Linked DNA regions of Homo sapiens: all the other regions are linked to region 3. A link is a loop called in an ENCODE intact Hi-C map of the cell type or tissue named here. Cell type or tissue: heart left ventricle. All regions are shown on one strand. Region 1 overlaps MAP4K3-DT (MAP4K3 divergent transcript). Region 2 overlaps MAP4K3-DT (MAP4K3 divergent transcript). Region 3 overlaps TMEM178A (transmembrane protein 178A).

The links. A loop is a pair of places that touch in the nucleus more often than their neighbours do. Peaks named below come from ENCODE experiments on the same cell type or tissue, not always from the same donor. Only the 100,000 strongest peaks of a DNase experiment are listed, where the experiment ranks them.
Region 1: a loop joins it to region 3, with 9 times the contacts of the local background. A loop is called at or near these places in 58 of 110 quality-filtered maps.
Region 2: it touches region 3 in a loop (14-fold over the local background); 51 of 110 quality-filtered maps call a loop at or near these places.

What each region holds. Positions count from the first base shown.
Region 1 is chr2:39,510,603-39,518,602 of GRCh38, forward strand. MAP4K3-DT (MAP4K3 divergent transcript) reads left to right here. Exons shown (of 6, transcript NR_037875.1): 4 at 5,812-5,939; 5 at 7,981-8,000. Among named protein-coding and RNA genes, the nearest start is that of MAP4K3-DT, 77 kb to the left of the region's middle. RefSeq lists enhancers at 1,506-1,800, 5,033-5,625, 5,626-6,217, 6,218-6,810 and a silencer at 4,724-4,944. In heart left ventricle, a CTCF peak has its summit at 3,225 (motif pointing right); DNase peaks (open chromatin) are centred at 5,939 and 6,279; H3K27ac peaks cover 7,022 bases.
Region 2 is chr2:39,589,690-39,597,689 of GRCh38, forward strand. All of the region lies in intron 5 of MAP4K3-DT (MAP4K3 divergent transcript), which reads left to right. Among named protein-coding and RNA genes, the nearest start is that of TMEM178A, 72 kb to the right of the region's middle. In heart left ventricle, a CTCF peak has its summit at 4,239 (motif pointing right); no DNase peak of the experiment used is centred here.
Region 3 is chr2:39,692,898-39,700,897 of GRCh38, forward strand. The region is part of intron 1 of TMEM178A (transmembrane protein 178A); the gene reads left to right. Among named protein-coding and RNA genes, the nearest start is that of TMEM178A, 31 kb to the left of the region's middle. In heart left ventricle, a CTCF peak has its summit at 4,193; no DNase peak of the experiment used is centred here; H3K27ac peaks cover 1,270 bases.

The sequences.
Region 1 (8,000 bases), 180 kb before region 3:
CATTCCTTTAACTTCAGTTACTATGATTCGGAAACATTGGTTATCTGCCTCTTCACGTCAAATGGGACTCTGCAGAGGCTTGCCTTGCTTCTTTGGCTCCGTGTGGCATATTTGGCCATCTTATTCAATCTATGGCCTCTTAGCTTCAATGTTCCTGAGAATGTCCTTATATTGTGGCTTTTTTTTTTTTTTTTTTTTTTTTTAGATGGAGTTTCGCTCTTTGTTGCCCAGGCTGGAGTGCAATGGCACAAACTCAGCTCACCACAACCTCCACCTCCCAGGTTCAAGTGATTCTCCTGCTTCAGCCTCCCGAGTAGCTGGGATTACAGGCATGCGCCACCATGCCTGGCTAATTTTGTATTTTTAATGGAGACAGGGTTTCTCCACGTTGGTCAGGCTGGTCTCAAACTCCTGACCTCAGGTGATCCGCCCGCCTCAGCCTCCCAAAGTGCTGGGATTACAGGCGTGAGCCACCATGTCTGGCCTACATTGTGGCTTTAAAAGAGTCAGAAACTCAGCTGGAGAAAAGGTTTTAGGACAGCAAGAGTGCCTTGTATTGTGTTGTGATAGAAACCTCTTCCATAAACATTATCTAGGCCCTGGAATGCCCACACCCACCTTTCATGGGCATGTCACACCCCTTCTTCCCTGCCTGAATGCTCCTGACCCCCATCTGGCCTCCTCAGGTGTTAGACACCCTGCTTCGCTGGCCACAATTCAAGCCCTCACCTGGTTTCCTTGGACTTCATCTGAGAGCTACCTGTCTTTCCTGAGAGAGCTCCAGCTGGCACAGAACCCCTTCCCTTGGGGATACTGGCAAATACATATCCAACTTGCCATAGGCACTGGCAGGAAGCTCAGACCTGTCCTCCTGCCCACAAGCACTGCCTTGAAGGCTCATGCTGGCTCTCTGAGCGCCTGATCCAGTGGCCTGGGTCCTCTGGTCACCTCCCAAGCTGCAGACCATTGATTTCGTTTGCAGCTCTGGGCCAGCGGAACCCCCCGTTCTCATCCTTCCCAACAAAGCACACACTTGAATTTCCCATAACTGCTCTGGTTGCTCACTTTTTGCTTTTTCTTGGAAAGCATCCAGGACGGGAATCTAGCTTAGTACAAAGAGCCTAAATTAATGCTTCTTAGCCTGCACAAAAAAATAATTTTTTGTTATCTTCTCTTTGTTGTCTAATCTGATCCAAGGTGACTTGCAGGAAAGAAATGCTTCCACTAGCAAGTTAAAAGTGTTCATTTTTGCAATCCTAATAGCTGTTTGAAATATAACAGCTTGTTTAGTCCTCTCCCCAGATGAATGTACCTTCATCTTTAGATTTATGATTTGGTTTTTATCTCTTCTGAAAATAGAGACAGATGTACTGGAAGTTCCCTTATCTCTGCCTCTCAGAACTGGGGCCTCTTTTCTGAGTTTTACTTGTCTTCTAGACACCCAAAGCAGCCACTAGTTAGGTTTATTCTTCTTAATTCTCATTTTCTCTCCATATGTTTTCTTCTCTGAGCCCATAAACACATCACCACTCTTCTTTACAAAGGCAGGGCCCCTTACATGATTTAGAACATTCTACATACTGACAGAGCCCTCCAGGTGGCTCAGCTAACTCACCACAGCTTTTATGTCTTTCCAGGTTAGGGAAGGCATTAGGGCCAGAGGTCAGCATGCCCTTCCTGCCAACAGACAGCCTTGCTCCACCCCACTGAGTGTTCTGTTTGGAGTGAAGGCCAAAGGTCTCTGGACTAAAAAAAAATGCCTTTAATTCAAGCCCAAGTTATAAAAGAAAGAATTCCAGCTTCTGCTGTCAGGCCTGCGAGGCTGGCCAAGCTGGAGCATCCTTGACCTTTCTTTTTTCCTTCAGCCGTCCAATGAATTTGTGTCCAATTCGTCCTCCAACCCTCCACAGACAGTTGCATTCTATGATGCCTCTGGTGATTTGGAAGGCGGCCGAGCTAGGCACAAAAATAGGAGCGCCTGAGGCGAGAGATTCTTCCAAGGTTCTTGGTTGTCAGAAAGATGAACATCACCACATGGTTCTAAAAGAAGAGATGAAAGGGATTAACATTGTAAGCAGTTGTGAGATTAGACTCTCCAAGTCACTAGGCTCCAGATGAAGCAGGAGGCATAGCAGAGAAAATCCTGTGCTGGTATCGGTAAAATTATGAGCAAGGTTTTAGAGGATTCATCAGAGGAAGGCTAAGTTGAATGGGCACTAATGAGCTGATGACTCAAATCTAGGAAGGAATAAGATCATAACAACCAAAGCTCTGCATGAAGGTGGGTGCTGTATAATTGTCACATCTACTAGAGACAGGCACTGGTCCCCAAGATGAGACTGGCTGGCCCCTTACCCAGTGAACAAGTTATCAAATACTTAACTAAAATAAGAACTGTGAATATGCCCAGAAGGATTCTTTGCGCATGCACTTAAATATGTTACTCTCCCTATCTTTTATTAAGGCCCTTGTTTGGAGAAGGGACTGAACTAGATGTGCGCATGTCTTAAAAATGCTTACGAATCTTGAGCCTGGTATAACGTAAACACTCAGAAAACACTTTATTGTTTACAGTATAGTAGGACTCATCCCGTCGTGGGGAGCTATGGCAGTGGCCTTGAAAAGAGTGGGTATTAGTACACAAATGTTCAGAATGTCCCACAGTACTACATAGTGCCCAGTTCATGGATGAGCTGCCACTCTGCTGGGACAGGCTTCATCTGTTTATTTCAAATGTATAAATGTTGGGTGTTCTCTTGGTCTTAAAAGGGGTTAGATGTAGCACAGGGCATTTATATTGTCATGAAATCAGTCTGAGAGTGTTGGATGGGGGCATTAATATATGAAATCAGGGAAATAGCTTTTCCCTCATCCTCTTCATCTCCAAGAATATCTTTCTGAGATATTCTCTATTGTTCTGCCCAGTGCAGTTAGGTCTTACTTAGTTTGCCTTGTAAGGTCATTTCAGATTTTAATCGCTCTCCCCATAGGAAGTTTTTCCTGCTGTTCTGCCTGAGTTGCCTTCTGCTTAGTTTTAGTCCATTATGTCTGTAAAGAGAGGGAGGGTTTTATGGGGCAAAAGGCCCAATCATCGTGGGAAGAATGAATCATTCCAAGAACAGTGAGATGGGCTGGAAAGAGAAGGCAGCGAAGGGGCAGGAAGTTGTGGGTGGAATGGGTTACTGAGAACAGCACCAAAACAGTCTGTCTTCTCTCTCCATTACTCCCACTAGGGGGTGCCCAGCATCCCAGAATAATCACTATTGTTAGGAAGTTGAAGTTTGATGTGTCATCTCCTAATAGAAGGGCACTGGTTTCTCCCTGAGGGTTTTCTATATCTCTGCCCTGAGTTGAGAAGAGATCTCTGTGTGTGTATGTGTATGTGTATTGTGTGTGCATATTTGTTTGTGTGTATGTGCTTGTGTATGTGTGGGTTAGAATCAGTAAGTGCACAAATGCCTCTTAAGCATTCATTTAGAGATTCTCAATTCATGGAAATCCTTAGGGATACACTGAGTTTTCCAGGACCCAGCTGACTTGATCTTGAAGTCAGTGGCTGGAGTAGTTGTGGGCCAGAAACATCCTCCTCAGCCCAGGAGAAGTGGCAGCTGATGTATTTTAATTACTGGGAGTCAAGAAGTTGTAGGGATAAGAAATGAGTTCAGCTGAGCGATCAGCTGGAGGTCAGGGATGGAGGAAAGACCCAGGGTGTGTGAGATTCTGAAGTAGAGTGGTGAACAGGTGTGGGATGGATGTCAGGGAGAGGTGAGGGTATCTGGAGGGTTTCCAAACAGCCAGGCCTTCAGGATGGCCACAGCAAAACTTCCAGTTCTGAATGGTTTTGTGGAAAGAACATGGCACCTGGATCTTGGAAGACATGAACTGAAATTTCAGTTCAAGCATTCTATAGCCATGAGACCTGGGGGAATTGGGGCAAGTTATTTCACATCTTTGATCTTCAATTCTCTCATCTTCAAAAGGAGACTAATGATACTAGGGTTAAGTGAGAATTTAAAAAATAATGCATATAATGCACTACATAAATAGAATCTTCTTCCTTTCCCTTTCTCCTACTTGGAAATGGCTGAGAGCAAAGATGCAGTTCTTGCATCCCATGACCACAGAGTTCTAGGACTGCAGCCCTGGGCAAGAGGTTCCACCTTGGCTGCTGGAGTTTTCTGCAACGAAGAACTTCAGTGAGTGTTCAGGGCATGCCTGCAGAACCCTGGTCCTTCTGTTTGGACCAGTGCTCCAAATCTGTAGGCCTTTGGGCCGTAATTTAGAAGCTATTTCTAAATTTTTGAAGGTCTTCTGTCTAGTCCTGAGGCCTTTAGTCTCAGAGAATTAAATTGTCTTACCCAGGGTCGGTCATACAGACTGCCAAAGCCTGGCCTGGCATCCAGGTGCAATGTTCATCTGTGTTACCAGTTCCTCCATGCTAACCTGACAATGACTCACAATTCCTTATAGCACAGTGTTCCAAAGTCTGAGCCACAGACCACCTGTACTAGTAGCAGCCGGTGGGCTTGATAAAAATGCAGATTCCTGGCTCCCTGACAGTCCCGTGCTATCAGATTCTGTAAAGTTTAAAAGTAATGATTTATAAATTTCCCAGACCCGGGTTATACTTTTATATGGAAACATAATGCCTGAATCTGACAGAGCGCTTTTTCATGGAGGAAAGTTGGGACTCTTGGGCAGACTTCCTGTTGCTTTCGTACTCTACAGGTGTTCCTGACCCTGGTATGTATACAGCCATCTCCGCCCTACCTACTTACTTCCTTCCCCCAGAACTTCCTAAAGTGGTTAGGAACAATTGTTGTGAAGGTCACAGCAGACCATTTCTGTGAATGCGAGATGTGTTGGTGCAATTTGAAAAGGTCAATTTGATTGACGCCTGAGCCACAGTGATAACCCAAGGCAGCAGCCCTGTCACTGCTAGCTCCCAACAGTGGTGGCATCTGCAGCCTCGAGCAAAGAGATTGTTTAAACTGATGGAGGGGAAGCTTTAGTTCTTATTTCTGGGAGATTGAGTGGCACCAGGAGAAAGGCTGATCACTAGTTGCAACTTCCTCTGTATTTACAATAGCGTTTGCTGCTAGTTTAGCTGTGTTTAGACTAAAGGTGGGGGCAAAAATTACCCTTCCTCTAAAGCTATGAACCCTGACCTCTCAGTCTAGAGAGAGATGGACTCTGGATATGTGGACAGGCTCTGCGAGATTCTTCCTGACAAGGGCTGTATGAGCCGGCTTTCAGAAGGAACTTATTCATGACGGTGGATCACTATTCAGAGAGACACACTCTTTCTCAAAGAAATGACAGGGGCAGCAGGGACCACATTAAGTTTTGATAGGGTCCTGCAGCTGTTGGGGCAAAAGGGTCTGCCTTGGCCTCTGGGGGTCTCTGCACTGCAGAACTGCAGTGGATGTACAGGGATTGCCGGGGGTTGCAGAAGGATTTTGCGATATGCATTCATGTCAGCTTCAAAGTGCCCAAAATGAGCGTGAAAATGCTGTCAGAAAGGCAGTTATTGCTACCTGAAGTCCCTGTTGGAACAAAGTGCAAATTAAATACTGGTAAAAGAAAACAAAGCAGATCATTGTTGTGTAGCAAATGTCACTGTCCTGTGTACCTATCTGGCCTACTGGCTGACTCCAGGAGGTGGGAGGTGCGACTGCATGGAGCCACGTTCGGCCTCCTACCTTCAAAGCTGGTTACATCTCTGAATGGGGAGCTGGTGAGAAAGAGCTCTCCTTGATAAAACATCATTTTTGCCCTTCCCAATCTATTCTTTCCTTTTCTGTTTTCTAGGAAGAAGAGGATTTATCTGACTCAACTGGAGATGGCTCCCTTCCCTTATTTATTGTTGCATCCTGAAGCTTCCCCCATGCTGGGCTCAGTGTGAACAAACAGCGCGGGAGAATGCAACCACTGCAGAGGTACAAGTTCACAGAGGCAGAGCCGCCCCTCGACTGGGCCAGAGGCAAAGACAAACCCCAAACTCTTTCTTGTCATTCATTGAATTTTGCTGAACCTGGAAAGGAAATAAATTCCAAAGGCAGGAAGTGACCCAGAGACCATAACAATATGTGAAAAGCTTAGCCGGTGCTTCCGCCCCTTTGTTTCAAACTATTCTAATCTGTGTCCCAGGAAGCCTAGCCCATGGCCAGATGGAGATCTGTTTGCAGATGCCTCCTGGCATCTGCCACTCCCGGCTGGTGACATTTGCACATTTCAGAAGGCAAACCTGTCCCAACATCTTCAAACTTCCAGAGAGGTGTAGCACCAGGAAAGTCCTTGGGTCTCTGGCTGTCAGCACCAACCAGCTGATTTGCTTCATCTGCAGCTGAACTGCTGCTGGACTCCAGCCTAGAACACTAGTGCACACCGGGTCTGTTCTTGAAGATTTGCAGATTCTGAAATCAAAATGCCCTGTGTTGCCAGAAAAGGCTGGCTCCCTTGCCTGCTTCATAATCCCTTCTCACCAGGCTTTCCTAAAGAAACTCAATGAGTCAGGAAGGAAGAAAACATGTCTGAGGGAGATCTGGAGGTGGGCCGTTCTCTATCATTGCTTCTGAAAATTCCCTTCTGTTTTGCAATGTGGGTAATGTTTAGGGATTTGCTTTTAGTTTTTCTCTGTTTCTTCCTCTGTCAGCTCTCACTTTGAGAGACCCTTCATTTACCACTCATGAAATTAGCTCTGCAATCGCAGGAGGCTCTCTGATGGGGAATTAGTCACTGTTGCAAAAAAGTTTAGACTTTACTTTCATCCCCAGGAGCAGGGCAAGAAATTGTTCCCACCCTGCTCTCAGAAGGAACCATCACTCAACTGCTCTGCTCTGCTCTGGCTCTGGGGCCTGTACTTTTCCTAGGCTTTTAATTTTTACTGCGTACCTTCCATCAGCCTTCTTACTGAAGGCTGTATGCCAGCTGATGTCTATGCACAGCAAGGTGGCTTCTGGGACACCTGCTTCAAACAGGTATCCAGCTAACTGCTCCCCACCAAACCCCACCAGGTAATTGGAAAGGAACTTGGAGTTGAGTGAATACCTGTTTCAAAATGTTAAGTAGATCAAAGTGTAAAGAATCCAATATATTTGTTGACAACTGATTTATAGAAAACCCCAGCAAGAAAGAAGGGAGAGGTTCAGCCTCAGGCTGGTGAAAATGAGATCGTGGGTAGGGCACCACTGTACAGCATTCTGGCATCAGACCTCTGTCCTAAGGTGCGAAGTCACTCTGTGCTACTATCTGAAATTGTGTTCTGTTTATTATGAAAGAGGTTTTCAAAAGTGTTTTGATAAGCTTGGATTTATCTCTGGAAAGGCAATATGGTCTCCATTACAAGACAGGAGCTTAATATCAGAGACAGGTTGTATCAATGTATGTAGCTGCTAGTAAATAGTAGATAAAAGAAGCTTCAGAAAGGTCGGGGGAGGGAGTCTTTTCTTGTTAGGAAGGAACAATCTTGCAGGGGATGTGAGAGATTTTCTCTTTCTCCTTTCCTCTGCCTATGGAAAATCAAACAGGAGAAAGCTAGAAATATGAGACAGAGAGAAGTAATTTCTCCAACTATTGACACTGGCCAAACAAGATAAATAGTTCATATTCTGATGATGATGACAACAGTTATGATGAGAAGATATTGACCCAGAGGAAGAAAACAAAGGCTTTTGATTTCAAGTTGTGTGTAAGCCCCAAAGAATTGTTGTCAGAGTCACTTTTATGATCTATGGGACTTTTGGCTACAATTATAAGAATTTAGCGTGAGTGAAATAAATATAATTGGTCAGAAAAATCAGTATTAGATTAAGACACGATTGAAAATGGTTAACCATTAGTAAGAAGTATACCAAATTACACGTATTTTTGTGCTTCTTTCAGTCTTGATCTAATTATCTGTTAAAAAGTAACATAGTTAAGAACTGTATTCTGGTTTAAATATAACACAAAGCAAAATATTTTATTGTGCTCTCTTAGGCATATGTTTGAGATACCTG
Region 2 (8,000 bases), 100 kb before region 3:
TCCTAAAGCTATCCCTCCCCACTCCCCCCACCCCCCAACAGTCACCAGAGTGTGATGTTCCCCTTCCTGTGTCCATGTGTTCTCATTGTTCAATTCCCACCTATGAGTAAGAATATGCAGTGTTTGGTTTTTTGTTCTTGCGATAGTTTACTGAGAATGATGTTTTCCAATTTCATCCATGTCCCTACAAAGGATATGAACTCATCATATTTATGGCTGCATAATATTCCATGGTGTATATGTGCCACATTTTCTTAATCCAGTCTATCATTGTTGGACAGATTCATTGTTTTTCACAGTTCTGTGGGTTGGCTGAATGGCTTCTCTGCTGTTTTCACCTGGACTGACTTACGTGGCTGTGTTGAATTGGAGGGTCCCGGATGGCCTCATTCATAGGTGTCGCAGATGGCACTGACTGGTGGCTGGAGTGCCTTGGTTCTCCTTTTAGCCTCTTATCCTCTGGAAGGCTTCCTTACATGGTCAGTCTCAGCGCAGCACTTAAAGAGGACGGAAACTACAAGGCTTCTGGAACTCATACAACCACGTACTTGTCACATTCAATTGGTCAAAACAAGTCAGAAGGCTGGCCCAGAGTCAAGATGGAGAAATAGACTCCACCTCTTGATGGGAGTTGTTGCAAAATATCGTGGCCACTCAATCCTAGCTATAGCATCTCTGATGGTTGTTCAAATTAAATAAGGCTAGTGAAGGGGTTCTTTTTCTTTCTTGAGTCAACTTGTTTCATATAGACCACCCACAGTCTTTTCCTTTTGGATGAACACCCCTTTGGTTCAAAATAAGCATCAAGGACTCACGCATTCTTATTCATTACTGCGGATATGAAACCTGTAGGGGATGAATAAGGAAACTGTGCCTTTAGGACACATGGATGGAATAACTTATTTTGTCTAAGCTACACTTGAGCTAGATGTGCCTTCTGGGGAGGCAACCTTGTTCTGGCTAAGCTGGGCCAGTGTAGAGCTGAGGGGAAATAAAACATATGAGCTGAGTGCACCTGTCTCTGGCTTAGATTTTAAGGGAGAAAGAGAAAGGGGGCCCTTGAGGTTTCTGTGCTATTCAGCTGCAGGAGAACAGGGAAGTTAGTTGGAGAGGAAGCCCTGGTCCAGAATAAAGGGTGCCCAGGGCTAAAAATCTCAGGAAATTTTGTGTTGTCGTAAGTATCTGGATGGCATGCAGATCCAGGGGAAGCAAGAGGATACAAACATACTTTTGGTCTAGTGCTCTGTTACTCACAGTGTGTTCATTGGGTCACCAGGAGAATCTTGGGCCCACTGTGTTTTAATAAGATCACCAAATAACTCATCTGCTCATTAAAATTTGAGGCACACTGACTTAGAGAGCCTTCCCCCAATGGGGGGACTCATGTAAATCTGGTCTTATTTCTAAAAAAGAACTAGGTTTGGTACCACTCAAGGCTTTCTGGGAACAGAGAGGATGCAGCTTTACTGTCTGTAGGTACCTGTAAACCACGGCCCTTTTTTCTGAGCAGGGGTTTAAACTTTTTTTTTAAAAGCAGTTTTAGTGAGATATAATTCACATACCATGCAATTCACTATTTGAAAGTGCACAATTCGATGGTTTTAAAAAAATATTCACAGATATGTGTAACCACTACCACAGTCAACTTTAGAACATTTTCATGATCTCAAGAAGAAATCCCATATTCTTTAGCTATCACCCCCCTCCCCACTCTCCCATCCCTGATCTCCCCAGTTTTTGTAGCCATTAATCTACTTTCTGTCTCCATGTATTTCCCTATTCAGGACTTTCATGTGAATGGAATCATATAGTATGTGGTTCTTAACCATTTTTCTGGGTAATGGACACCCATTGAAACTCCTGGAAGCCATAAACCTGCTCCCCAGAACACAAATGACAAGTATAGTCACCCAAAATTTCATGAATATTCTGAATGCTTAGTTTAGAGAGCTGAGCCTAGATTAAGAACTCATGCCCTGTGGCCAGTCAAAGCAGGTAGTTGTAAGTGGGTCCTGATCTAATTGGAGCAACATTGACAGGGATGGGACTGCACAGGGATAGGTCACACAAGGTCATCATCACTCCAAGGTGGAAAGTGACTAAAGCAAAGGACAGGCACCAAGTGTTTACAGAGCTAAAGGAACTGTGTTTATAACACATAGTTTGCCAAGGAGGGGGAGATGGTGAACAGATGTGTCATTTGCAATTATTCCTAAAGATGTTAATTATGCAAATGAATCTCTGATTAGGGTTCTAAAAAAAGAACCCTATATATTATGGGGTGTTGGATGTGTACAATCAAGCATGCTTGCTGACTGTTCATCCTGGTAATCACTGTTGGTGCCAGATTTATCACCTGTAGCTCTTGTTTTCAACGTGAGCTGGAAAGGGGTTCTATGGGCATTTTCCAACTACAGAATATTAAAGTTGGAAAGTGATATCTGAGATCATGGAGTACAGCTCTGTCCTTGTTCAGAGGCAGAAACTGAGATCCAGAGAAATTATGTGACTTGTCACTAGCAGAGCAAGGATAAGAGCCCATATCTTTTATATCATTGATTCCCTTTCCCTTGCCTTATTGCATCAAACAAGGTGTAAGTCAACTCTCAATTTTCCCGTCAGGTTCTACCTGAAATCTATGTGGAGCGAGGGCCAAGGGAATGATGTGAACAAATATTTCCCTTACCTACTCAGCAAGTGCATGTGAGTGTGTGTGTTTGTGGGGGAAGGAACAGGGGGAGAGTAAGTGACTAGGATAACACAAAGGCTATATTTTATTTATTTATTTATTTTATTTTATTTTTTGAGATAGAGTCTCACTCTGTCACCCAGGCTAAAGTGCAATGGTGTGATCTCAGCTCACTGCAACCTCTGCCTCCCGGGTTCAAGCGATTCTCCTACCTCAGCCTCCTGAGTAGCTGGGATTACGGGTACCCCACCAAGCCCAGCTAATTTTTTTATTTTTAGTAGAGACAGAGTTTCACCATGTTGGCCAGGCTGGTCTTGAACTCTTGACCTCAGGTGATCCTCCTGCCTTGGCCTCCCAAAGTGCTGAGATTACAGGTGTGAGCCGCTGCGCCTGGCCAAAGCCTATATTTAGACCATGCTATTCAATAGAGTAGCTACTAGTCATCTGTGGCTATTTAAATTAAATTTAATAAAAATTAAATAAAATTTAAAAATCAGTTCCTCCGTTGCAGTCACATTTCAAATGTGCAGTAGCTACTTGTGGCTAGTGGCCACATTTCCGTCACTGTAAAGTCCTATTGGACAGGGATTTCTAGAATTTAGAGCCAGATTTTCTGAGTCTGAATCCCAGTCCCAGCCCTTATAGTAAAAGCTTGCCTGGGTTATTTAATGTTCCCAAGCCTCAGTTTCTTCTTCTGTAAAATGGTATCTGCCTCAGTGGTTTGCTATGAAAATTATGAATGTAAGTAAGAAAACATGTATCCAACTCTTAGCAAAAGAACCTTATATTTACTAAGCACTAAATAATGATTATCAGTAAGTAGCTTAGCTTCATGCTTAGACTGTGCAATTGGCTGGGCGCGGTGGCTCATGCCTGTAATCCCAGCGCTTTGGGAGGGTGAGGCGGGTGGATCACTTGAGGTCAGGAGTTTGAGACCAGCCTAGGTCAACATGGCAAAACCCCATCTCTACTAAAACTGCAAAAATTAGCTGGGCGTGGTGGTGCACACCTGTAATCCCTGCTACTCTGGAGGCTGAGGCAGGAGAATCTGTTGAACCTGGGAGACAGAGGTTACAGTGAGCCAAGATCGTGCCATCGCACTCCAGCCTGGGTGACAGGGCAAGACTGTCTCAAAAAAAAAAAAAAAAAAAGAAAGAAAGAAAGAAAGAAAAAAGACCATTCAGTCTCTTCTAATTGGAATGATGCAACTTGTTCTCTGGAAGAGTAAGAAGTTACTTGCCCGGGGCACTGGGACTCCAGGAAAGCTAAGTCGTGGTTGGGTTACAGTGGAAGAAGGTTGGGGCCATGGGGAAGGAGGTGGGAAGAGACTGGGGTGGAGGGAGGATGATCAGAGTCCTGGAGACCAAGAAGATAAAGTGGCCTGAGTTGTGAGAAGTGACAGAGAGCTGTGAAGATCACTCTATCTCACAAGTTTGTCAAGAGCTGGCCAGACAAATGCCTGTGTGGTGAAGACCTCAGTCTATCAGTCTGTGTGGCCCTGGAGAACACCTCACCGCCTCAAGTCCATTGTACTAACTGCTTGTCTGCTTGTCCACCAGAGGGAGGCAAGGGGAAGGAGAGAAAGGAATCTTAAAAGCCCAGCTGGTTCTTTGTTGGCAGCTCTGGTCAAGGTTTGCTGTGAGGGAAGCTGAAGTTTCCGATGAGATGAGAGTGCCTTTCACACAAGCTCCTAGGTCTCAGCTGTGTTTTCCTTGAACCCATTACCTCAGTAGAGAGGACCCTTCCAAAAGGCTGTGTGTTCTTAAGAGAGTCATACTTCATGGCCTCTCAGAGGGGCTAGGACAATTTTCACATCTGGCTAAAAGCTATGCTAGCCCCTAGCAACCCCAAAGCCCAGGTTCACAGACACAGAACACAGAGGGTGCGAGTGGAGAGTGGTGGCCATCACCCAGGTGATTTAGCCACATGGCTGGCCGCTCCACAGCATCGTTTGCTCTGCCAGGTCTCATAAAGCATTGTGTGTAGAACTGGGAGGAGATATTAAAAAAAAAAATCATTCATTTTGCCCTTAGGAAATTTTTCAAGTAATTCCAGAGCTATTGAGCCAAGGGCCAAAAGGAGCCTAGTGTGATAGAGGGGAAAGAATACCACAAATGGAAATGTATTTTTTTTTTAAATAGAGACAGGGTCTCGCTCTGTTGCCCAGGCTGGAGTGCAATGGCACAATCATAGCTCACTGCAGCCTCGAACTCCTGGGTTCAACTCATCCTCCTGCCTCATTCTCCTGAGTATCTAGGATTATAGGTATGTGCCACTGTACCCAGCTAATTTTTTTTTTTAATAGAGATGGTGGTGCGAGGGGTATCCCTATGTTGCTCAGGCTGGTCTTGAATTTCTGGCCTCAAGCAATCCTTCCGCCTCAGCCTCCCAAAGTGCTGGGATTACAGACAAGAGCCACTGGGCTCGGTCTGGAAATATATTATATTCCTTGGTCTGTCATTAATTAGCAGTGTGACTTAGGGGCAGTTATTGCAATTCTTTGGTCTCCTCATTCTCATCAGGGATAAATTTAAGTTGATGGACTAGGTGATTTTAATGTTCTCCTCCATTTCTAGAATTCTGAGATTGCAATTCCCATATGAGGAAGTGACTATGCCACAGAGGAAGATTCTTTCATTAGGGTTGTCAGATTTGTCAAATGAAATTATAAGACAACCAGTTTAATTGGATTTGAGGAAGACAGTAATTTTTTTAGTGTAAGTATATCCCATGCAATATTAGGGATATGCTTACACTACAAGATGATTTGTTGTTTATGTGAGATCCAAATTTAACTGAGCATTCTGTATTTTTTCTGGCAACCCCTGCCTTCCACCAAACATGTCTGCCCTACAGACAATGGAAGTTCTGGGGAGGGCATTTCTGCCTGTCTCTATCTTCTCACTGGCATGTCCTGATAGAAAGAGCTGACTAATCTGGTTGGCCAGAATTTATAACATTCCTTGGCCACATTTGACTGACAGGGAGAACTCTGTCTAAGGCAAAGCACTTGGCTTACCCATTGGGCTTTACTGCCTGGACACAGGAACCATGTGCTCTTTTTCCCCTCCCTCTGCCTTGGGAGAGCCCCCAGAACATGGCTACCCACGGGAAAGAGGTGGGAACTTCTCCCTTTGTCCTGCCCCTGCGGCCCTCATTCATTCCAATGGCCAAGTGAATGGACTTGCAGTTAGCTCTGCACGCCCATTGATCATAGGCATTCCGGAGCTCTTAGGTCCCAAGGTAGAGATTTGGAATGGGAGCAGAGGTCCCACTTGTCCTAATGTTTAATCTTTTATTCTGTAATCTAGCTTATACTAGTGAACGCTGAATTTGGAGGCTTGTAGGATGTTTGCTGGCCTAGTAATAAACTGACTTTTGGTTCCCACTGGGCTGGTGGATTTCCGTGTTTTCCTGTTTGACCTAGAAGGGAGGAGCTTTGATAACTAGGTCCCAAGCCTCTTACATTATTGCTTTCTCTACAAGTCAGACTCATTGGCCCATCTTGATTCAGCCTCACTGATTGTAAAAAAAGAAAAGAAAAAGTGGTGGCATGTGAAATCATTAGAATGACTAGAATAGGAGGACGGGATCAACTATAGGTCATCTTGGGATGACGTCTTACTTACTTTTAGGAATGATCTTGGAACTTTATGTTGTAAATAACTGCCTGCTATAAGAAAAACGATGGGGAGAGCCTTAGTCTTGTTATGCAGCATTTCCAGTTACAGAGTTTAACAATGAGATGCTTATCAGAAGATACTGCTGGAGATCTTTTGCCAGCGGATGCTATCATCATAGTTACTGGGATTTTCATAGCTCAGGCTGGACCTTTGCTACACACAGCATTGTAACTCCATGCCTCCTGTACTTGGCTTTCCTAAACTCAGAACTGATTATGACACAACACTGCCAAAAAGCTTACCCTTTCCTACAGAAGCAAGTCCAGACCCTGTAGCACGGCAGAAAAGCATTCCCAGGCTGATATGACATTTCCCGCATTGCCACTTTTCTCCCACTACCGGACTCCCAGCTCCTGGGCACACTACATATTCCCAAATAACCTTTTAGTGATCACCCAAATATTCTCCTTCATATCTCCAAGACTTTGTTCATGCTGGTCCTTTTGTTTCTAATGCCCTAACTCTTGTCTTTCTGGCAAACATTTTCTTTTCTTTTTTTTGAGACAGAGTTTCGCTCTTGTTGCCCAGGCTGGAGTGCAATAGCACGATCTCAGCTCACCGCAAACTCCGCCTCCCGGATTCAAGCAATTCTCCTACCTCAGCCTCCCGAGTAGGTGGGATTACAGGCATGTGCCACCACACCTGGCTAAGTTTTGTATTTTTAGTAAAGATGGGGTTTCTCCATGCTGGTCAGGCTGGTCTTGAACTCCCAACCTCAGGTGATCCGCCCACCTCGGCCTCCCAAAGTGTTGGGAGTTACAGGCGTGAGCGACCGCGCCCAGCCAAACATTTTCTTTTGAGTATTAATTCAAGTGTCAGCTCTCCAAAGACTTGTTGAATTCCTCTCTCCCTGGCAGAATTCCTGTCCCCCTCTTCTATGTGCTCAGACTCCACCATCTCGCATGGTGATGACTAGGCCAGGTATCTATTTCTCCCATGGGCCTAAGAGCTCCCTGAGGGCAAACAGCTTGTCTCATTCATCTTTGCATCCCCTCTTCAATGTCACAGGCTTCTCCTTTTCCTCTATCACAGACCCTGGCACAGCAGGAGCATTCAATAAGTGATCGTTGCATAAATGAAGACCTCAGAATATGGTCCAGATATCTCATATTTAAGTTGTTTTAATTAGGTGGTGTGTGTGAATTGTCAGATAAAATAAAGCTTCAGGGTGGAAATGATCGAATTGAAATATTAGTGTAGGAACATACTGCGGCTCATAAAAAACAAATAGATACTGTAATTTAAGAGTGGAATATTAAATCTTTATCTCAAAGCACAAATCAGAATAGTGCCACAGCATGAAACACTTGTAATAGGCTAACATTAGCATTTAGTATTAGCACGCAGTAATCCTTCCTTCTTTGGGGTAGAGAATGCCTTTTTGGTATCAAACAACATCTCATCAACATATGCATTATGATTTACGGGAGGGATTTTTTTTCCTTGTTATGTAAAATTCATCGGATCAGCAAAATATCTCTGTTGGCAAGTACTTTGTGAGAGGCTGTGAGACTGATCACAGGGATAAAAAGTATTTATTTGGTACTTTCCCTAAATGAAATCTGGAGTGATAGCTCTTCTAACATTTTATTTCCTTCAATATACATTGGGCATAAATTCAGCTCTCA
Region 3 (8,000 bases):
AGAAAAAATACATTCCCAAATTTCTGTTAACATTTGGAAGCACGCAGGCTTAATTAACCTTACAATTTAAAGTTACATTCATTGATGTTCACTCTAAAAAAAATTCATCAGGAGGATGAGGCAGGAGAATGGCTTGAACCCGGGAGGCGGAGCTTGCAGTGAGCGGAGACCGTGCCACTGCACTTCAGCCTGGGCAATAGAGCGAGACTCTGTTTCAAAAAACAAAAACGAAAACAAAAATGAAAACAAAAAACAACAACAACAAAAGTCATACAGGAGAGTGAAGAAAGCTGAGGTTTGCTTCCCACCTTCTTTGGATGCTTTCCTGAATCCAAGAGATTTTAAGTTCAGGTTTGTAAAAACAATAGCATTAGACCCATGTACTATTAAGACAACTTTTGTGTTCTGACTATATTGATCTTTCTGAGGTATGTTGTGACTAGAGCAAAAGTAACCAGTAGTGACTGTTAGCCTGTTTTTGTAACATGGGGTCCCATGTGGAAAGGAAAATCTCACAGTGTGTTCCACATGAGCATCCACTGAATTGATGGCTGTATTCAGTTTCACATGAGACAGTGACTCCGGGAACAAGGCACTGGATGGATGTCAGGTCTTGCCTGTGTCTGCCTTCTCTCTAATGGCATAATCAGGTCCCTTTTCTCCTGAGTTGGAGAGAAAAGAATAGTGTCTCTACATTGTGGTTCTCTTGTCTCCTGCTAGAGAGGGAAGAAAAAGGAAAGGAGAAGAGGAGGGCAGGGAGGGAGAATCCTCTGTAAGCCACATAAAATTATATCTTCTCTTTAGTCTTGAGTTGTAAATACTGTACCTGCCACACCAGATAAGTCACCAACTGTATGCCAAGATGGTTCTGAGAAGCTGAGAATCTGATTTAAAATTTTAAAATACGATATTACTTTTTATTATAGATACAATATAATAAGTACATTAAAGGAGATTTAAAAATCAATTCAGCAAGCCAGTGGTCAGCCTAACCCAATGACAGATTCCACTGTTGCACAAGATCATGCCTTTTTGAACACTATTATTTCTGGTTTATTCCTCAGCCACCTTTTTTTTTTTTTTTAACTTCTGTGATGATGTTTACTATCTCTGAAATGGGTTGAATCTGTCTGACTTGTCATTGAACTCTCCCTCTTTGGCCCCTAGAGATAATGTGTTTGCAGTTCAAGGAACTCACCTGAGTCTTGCCTTTAAGTCTTGCCTGGATTTGTTCAGATAAAAAAAGTAGCAATAGTAGTAGTAGTAATAATAATAATAATAATAATAATTAAAGCGAACACTAATAATATTATATTATTATTTCATTTAATCCTCCTTTGAGATAGATGAACTGTCATTGTCTATGTATTGGTGCTCAGAGAGGTTAAATAACTTGCCAAGGGCTCACAGATAGTGAATAGTGAAGCCAAAATGCAAATCCAGCCTGTCTTGCTCCAGAGAGAATATAGAGTGAACACAGATAAAATTTCTTAGTTACCAGGAAGTTGAGTCTCCATTAATAATAAGAAACAATTATGGCAGAACCAGATATAGTATGTGGTAGACACAAGATCTAAACAAAGAATAACCTCACACCTTTCAGGCCCTTTCTATATCAAACATTCTTGCTCCCAGTTGCTTTTGCTTTGGTTGGAGTCTTACTCATTTTCATCTAGTAAACTCCCCTCTCCAGGATGGAAGCCACATGAGACTATTGAGCATTTGAAATGATGCTTGTCTGAAAAGAGATGTGCTATAAGTAGAAGATATTAGATTTAGATTTTGAAGACTTAGTATGAAAAAACTATATAAAATATCTCATTAACAACTTTCAAAGTATTGATTGCATGTTAAATTTAAAAATACTAAAATTAATCTCACCTATTTTTCAATATGACCATTAGAACATTTAAAATTCTTACAATTTGCATTATATTTCTACCGGACAGAGCTGCTTAGATTTACTAATTAGTATCTTTCTCCTTTCAGTTCTGTAGACCTGATGAAAGGTTTGTCCTCAAGAGCTTTGCCTTTGGGACTGGTTTAGCCATTTGAGGCTCTAAAAGTCAGTGTTAAGCCCCTAAACTTACTGTATTTAGTTTATTTATTTTAACAAGGTTAACTGTTTATACCCAATACAGGAGGTGATAAGGAAAGCATTTTTGTCTGTCTGCTTTAGCCCCTGCTTTGCTCTGAAATTAAATCTCTGACCAGAACATGGCTGCTACCCTGTCCTATGACTGCATGATTGATTTTTCTTTTCAAACTGAGACGTGTGCTGGGGAAATAATTCTTTATTTTTCTGCTCAAGGGCCAGCTGAAGAATTCCAAGTTGTCTTTGAAATGTTTAGGAAATGGTGTAGCCTGTTGTTAACTCTTTCTGCTAGAGAACCTTAAGCATTAGTGGTACTGCTATTGCCATCAACTGTTTCAGACATACCTCTTAAATGTTGTAATCCAGAAAAAAGTCACAGCCTCCCTGCTTAAGGAACTTGGGACATTAATGAAGAGGCAGACTTTCTGATCTAGTAGGCAGTGACAAAGACCAGTAATCAAGAGTGAGATGGTGAGGCTCAGCAAAGAGAGTGAGCTATGTGGTCTGCAGTGTTTGGGGTAGGCTTTTCGAAGGCAGTGAGCCTGGAGGGATTAGTAGTTTTTGGACTGTTCTAAAGTTAGTGATGTAGGCTAGGATGGTCACAGAGATGGACATGATGTTGCCAGGGGACAATTTGGGGAGGGAGGGAAGTAGCCCCTGGGAACCAGTCACAGGTAAGTGTAAGTGAAGTTGGAGGTAGGGATAGATGGTAGGGGTCTAGAGTCTGAATTCGATTCAGGGGGAACCCAATTGTATGTTCCTGGACAGAGCCAGTCAATGAAAACCCCAGTCTTATGTTCTGAGGGACCGCGTGTGATTTTCGCATCTTCTGTTGGTCAGTGTGGAAGTTGACACAATGGCAAAGCATTAAAACATTTAAATAAACAATTATATAGTACTTATATGTGTCAGACAATTTATTTTTAAATAAATACATAATTTTAAAACAAATACATAATTATATCATAGCAAGTGAAACTGTTCCTTGCTTACAGTAATCAATTTAAAGCCACATATTAAGTTAATGATACTGTAAAAGGCAGGTAGATGTAACAAAAATCTTAAAGGTTTTCATATTGCATTTTACTGATGGGCAACTGAGACTCCAGAGGCCTCAAAACTTCACACAGCAAATTTATCTAGCAGTGGCATGCAGGGTAGGTTGAGGGTTGAGCAAGGAGGTCAGTTAGCAAATTCTTCAGGAGTGAGGTGATGGGAGTCTTGTTCTAAAGTGGCGAGAATGGAGAGGAAACATGAGAGCTGTTGGTTGGGCCATTGTTCAGGCAGCTGTTGCCATGTGTCTGTTTATTTCTCTGTGCACTTGGGTTAATCTGTGATGACCATTTAAGGTGCAGACTCCTGGTGTGTGGCAGTGGTTCTGTATGGCGAATTGGGCAGGTGCCAAGAGGGAATTCATAATCCATCGCTGACATTATGGAGTACTTACAGTGGGCCACACATCCTATGCTAAGTCCTGAATTACCTCTTTCATTCCTCACCATAACTCAGTGAGGTATCTGCCATTATTCTCCCTCTTTTACAGACGAGGGAACCAAGGCTCAGTGAGCTTCAGTAATTTGCCACAAGTCACACAACTAGGATTCAAACCCAAGTCTGTCTGACCGCAAGGTCTTTAACCATCATGTATACTGCCCGCCTCATTATTGATTGATAGTAATGACTGTTTATAGCATCTTTCTCATGTTTCTTCCTTATTTAACCTCGAGTAGGGGTTTCTATGACTTAGCTTGGAACTCAGTATTGAAAACAACAGAAATTCACCAGGCAAAAAGCTCCATTTCTAACCCCCTGTGCAACATACTTATGTATCTTATTCTATGGTTTATATCATCATTAAAGTGGCTCTACTTGGCCCTTTAAGAAGCTAATTAATCACTAAATATAAACCACAACTTGTTCTTTTCAATCCTCTGCATGTTTCTTCCCCCCATTGTGTGATGCCATCTGGTGCTATGAGCTCATGCTTTTTGTGTTCCTTTTCAGAGAGCCAGATTCATTGCTCTCTAAACCCAGAAAGCCAGTTAATTTCAAAGTTTGCATGTATGACTTTGAAAAAATTGGAATCTAATGCCTCCTTGTGGATTTTAACAGTATAAATTATTCCTTAACATAACACTGCATGGAACTTCCGTCACCATCTATGTATATATATGTGCTTGTCTTTTTATCAGAAAGACCTAATTTGTCTTTGGTTGCTTGATATGTTCTGTCAAGCAACTACAGGTCTTTCCCTGTAAGATTTTTGTGGTTTCATTTTGTCAATTTAATGTGTGTGCTGTAGGGAGCCAAACCTTAATAATATTGCTTTCCTCTTCAAATCTATCTGACTTTCTGCTATGACAGTGGAACAAGTGTTTAAGAACAAGGACATAAAACAGCTAATGGCAGGTCTCTGACACTGCTGGTGAGCTGTCTTTCATTCCCACTTTCTCTTCTAATTCTGCCTGAAGTCTCTAATCATCTTCCAAGGGAGTGGAACACCTGGACCATAGAACATTTTCTTGCAAACTCAGCTGTGGAGCTCTGGGCTTGCTACCAGACCCACACTCTTTGGAGTCCTTGAGTACTGCTTGTTACTGTCAGCCCACACCTCATCATTTTCCCTACCCTCTTGCTCTTTTCATTTCAGAATTCTTGGCACTTTAAATTTAGCCTGAGAGCCCCATGGAGAAGGAAAGGCGATTTGGTGATGTGTGCACTACTTACCTAATTCCTGGCACATGCAGAGGAAGCAGGAGAACCCTGGGCCAGCTGCCACCTCCTTCCTGTTACTCTTCTTGCCCACTGGGATCCTGCCCATTACAAGCACGGAACAGAGGAGGAGATGGGTCTTGAGTATATTTGCAGTGATTTAAAAGGGACCACACATTTCCCTAGCACAGAAGCTGTTCTAAGGCCAGCTCTTGTGAGTCTGAGAAAATAGTTTCTCCCCACTTCACACCCTCTCTCCAGCATTAAGCAGCTTCTGTGAGATGCAGGTAGGATGAAGCCACTGAGTCAGCCATGTCGCCAATCCAATCTCCTTCAATTAAGAATCAGCTTTGTTTCCAAAAGAGCACATGTTGGTTCTAAATTGGAAAGATTGTTTTTTATTTCAAATTGACAGTACATGTAGCAACTCTAGCTTAACTATCCACAAAATTAAGATGCATGTCTAGAAAACTAAGGACTGCTAACATTTCTGAGTAATAGTATTTAATATATAGAGTTTGGGTAACAGCATTTATGTTAAAGCTTGGTTACAACCGAGTAATAGCCTCAGGCTAGTTACTTAACTCTCTGAGCTTCGGATTCTTTTACTCATTTAGTGTAGTTAATAATACCTTTATATTTAGCTCACAGGGTTGTTGATGAGTAGCAAATGGATTTTGTCAAATACTTTTTCTGCATCTTTGAGATGATCAGGTGGTTTCTGACCTTTATTCTGTTGATATGGTATATTGTATTAATTGATTTTAATATATTGAAATGATCTTGCATTCCTGAGATAAATCTCACTGGGTCATGGTGTACAACTCTTTTCAGATGTTGCTGAATTCAGTTTGCTAATATTTTGCTGGGGAATTTTGCATATCTATACATAAGGAATAGTATGTAATTTCCTTTTCTTGTGGTGTCTTTGGTTTTTCATATCAGGGTAATAATGGCCTCATAGAAAGAAGTAGGAAGTTTCCTTCATGCTCTATTTTTTTTTTTTGTTTTGAAGAGTCTATGAAGGTTGTTAATTCTTCCTTAAACATTTGGTTAAATTTACCAGTGAAGCCATCTGGTCATGGAATTTTCTTTGTGGCAAGTTTTTACTAAGTTAATTACTAAGTCAATTTCTTTACTTGTTATAGATGCGTTCAGATTTTCTATTTTTTCTTGAGTCAGTCTTGGAGTTTTATATTTCTAGGTATATGCCATTTTATCTGTTTTATCTAATTTGTTGGCATGTAATTTTTCACTGTGTTCTCTTAAGCTTCTCTATATTTCTCTAAGATTGTTAGTAATAGCCTCTGTTTCATTCCTGATTTTTTTTTTTTTTTTTGAGACAGAATCTTGCTGCCTTGCCCATGCTGGAGTGCAGTGGCACCATCTTGGCTTACTGCAACCTCTGCCTCCCAGGTTCCAACAATCTTTGTGCCTCAGCCTCCTGAGTAGCTGGGATTACAGACATGTGCCACCATGCCTGGCTAATTTTTTGTACTTTCAGTAGAGATGGGGTTTTCCTCTGTTGGCCAGGCTGGTCTTGAACTCCTGGCCTCAAGTGATCCGTCTACTTCAGCCTCCCAAAGTGCTGGGATTATGGGCATAACCAAATTTTAGTTTTGTTTACTTTATCAATTTTTAATTCTTTATTTTATGTATTTCCACCCTAGCTTTGTAATCTCTTTCCTTAGTGTGCTCTTCTTTTTCTAGTTTTTTAGGGTGGAGAGTTAGAATACTGATTTGAGATCTTTCTGGTTTTGTTTTTGTTTTGAGACAGAGTCTCACTCTGTCACCCAGGCTGGAGTGCAGTGGTGCAATCTCAGCTCACTGCAGCCTACATCTCCTGGGCTTAAGCAATCTTCCCACCTCAGCCTCCTGAGTAGCTAGGACTACAGGTGCGTGCCATCATGCCTGGCTAATTTTGTTTATTTTTTTAGAGACAGGGTCTCACTATGTTGCCCAGGCTGGTCCTCAACTCCTGGGTTCAAGTGACCCTCCCACCTCAGCTTCTCAAGGGTTGGGATTACAGGCATGAGCTACTGTGCCAGGCGAGATCTTTTTTTAATGTAGGCATTTACAGCTATAAATTTCCCTCAAAATTATTGCTTTAGCTGCATCACATAAATTTTGGTATGTTGTAATTTTGTTTTTATTAATTTCAAAATGTTTTCTAATTTACTCTAGTGATTTCTTTGCCTTATCGGTTATTTAGGAGTATATTACTTAATTTCCACAAATTTGTGAATTTCCTAAATTTTATTTTCTTATTTATTTCTAATTTCATTGCATTGTGGTGAGAGAACTTACTTTGTATGACTTTAATGTTTTTAAATTTATTGAGATTTATTTTATTGCTTACATATGGTCTATCCTAGAGAATATACTATGTGCACTTGAGAAGAATGTGTATTTTGCTGTTGTTGGATGGAGTGTTCATAGATGTCTCTTGTATCTTGTTGGTTTATAATGTTGTTCAAGTCTTCTGTTTTTTGTTGATCTTCTGTCCAGTTGTTTTACTATTATTGATCTTCTGCCTAGTTGTTTTACTATTATTGAAATAGAAGTATTGATGTCTCCAACTATTATTTTGAATTGTCTATTTCTCCCTTCAATTCTGTCAGTTTTTGGTATTGCATGTATTTTGGGGCTCTATTGGTCAGTATATGTTTATGACTGCTGTATCTTCTTGATGGATAGACCCATTTATCATTATAAAATATCTTTTTTTCTCTCTGGTAACAATTTTTGTCTTAAATTCTGTTTTGTTTGATATTAGTATAGCCATTTCATCTTTCAGTTATGGTTTTCATGGTATATCTTTTTCCATCCTTTAAAATTTCAACCTATTTGTGTCTGAATTTAAACTGTGTCTCATGTAGACATCATGTAGTTGGATTATGTTGTTTTATCTACAATGCCAATCTCTGCCTTTTTATTGGAGTATATATTTATATTTAATATAATTTTTGGTAGGGTAGGATTTATAGATGCCATTTTTCTATTTGCTTTCTATATGCCATATGCATTTTTGTTCCTCTATTTCTTCATTAATGTTTTCTTTTGTGTTAAATACATATTTTCTAATATGGCTTTTTAATTCTTTTTGTTGTTATTGTTTCATTTACTACATATTTTTTTTTTGTTATTTTCTTAGTGGTTGCCCTGTGGATTACAAGTAACATCTTAACAATCT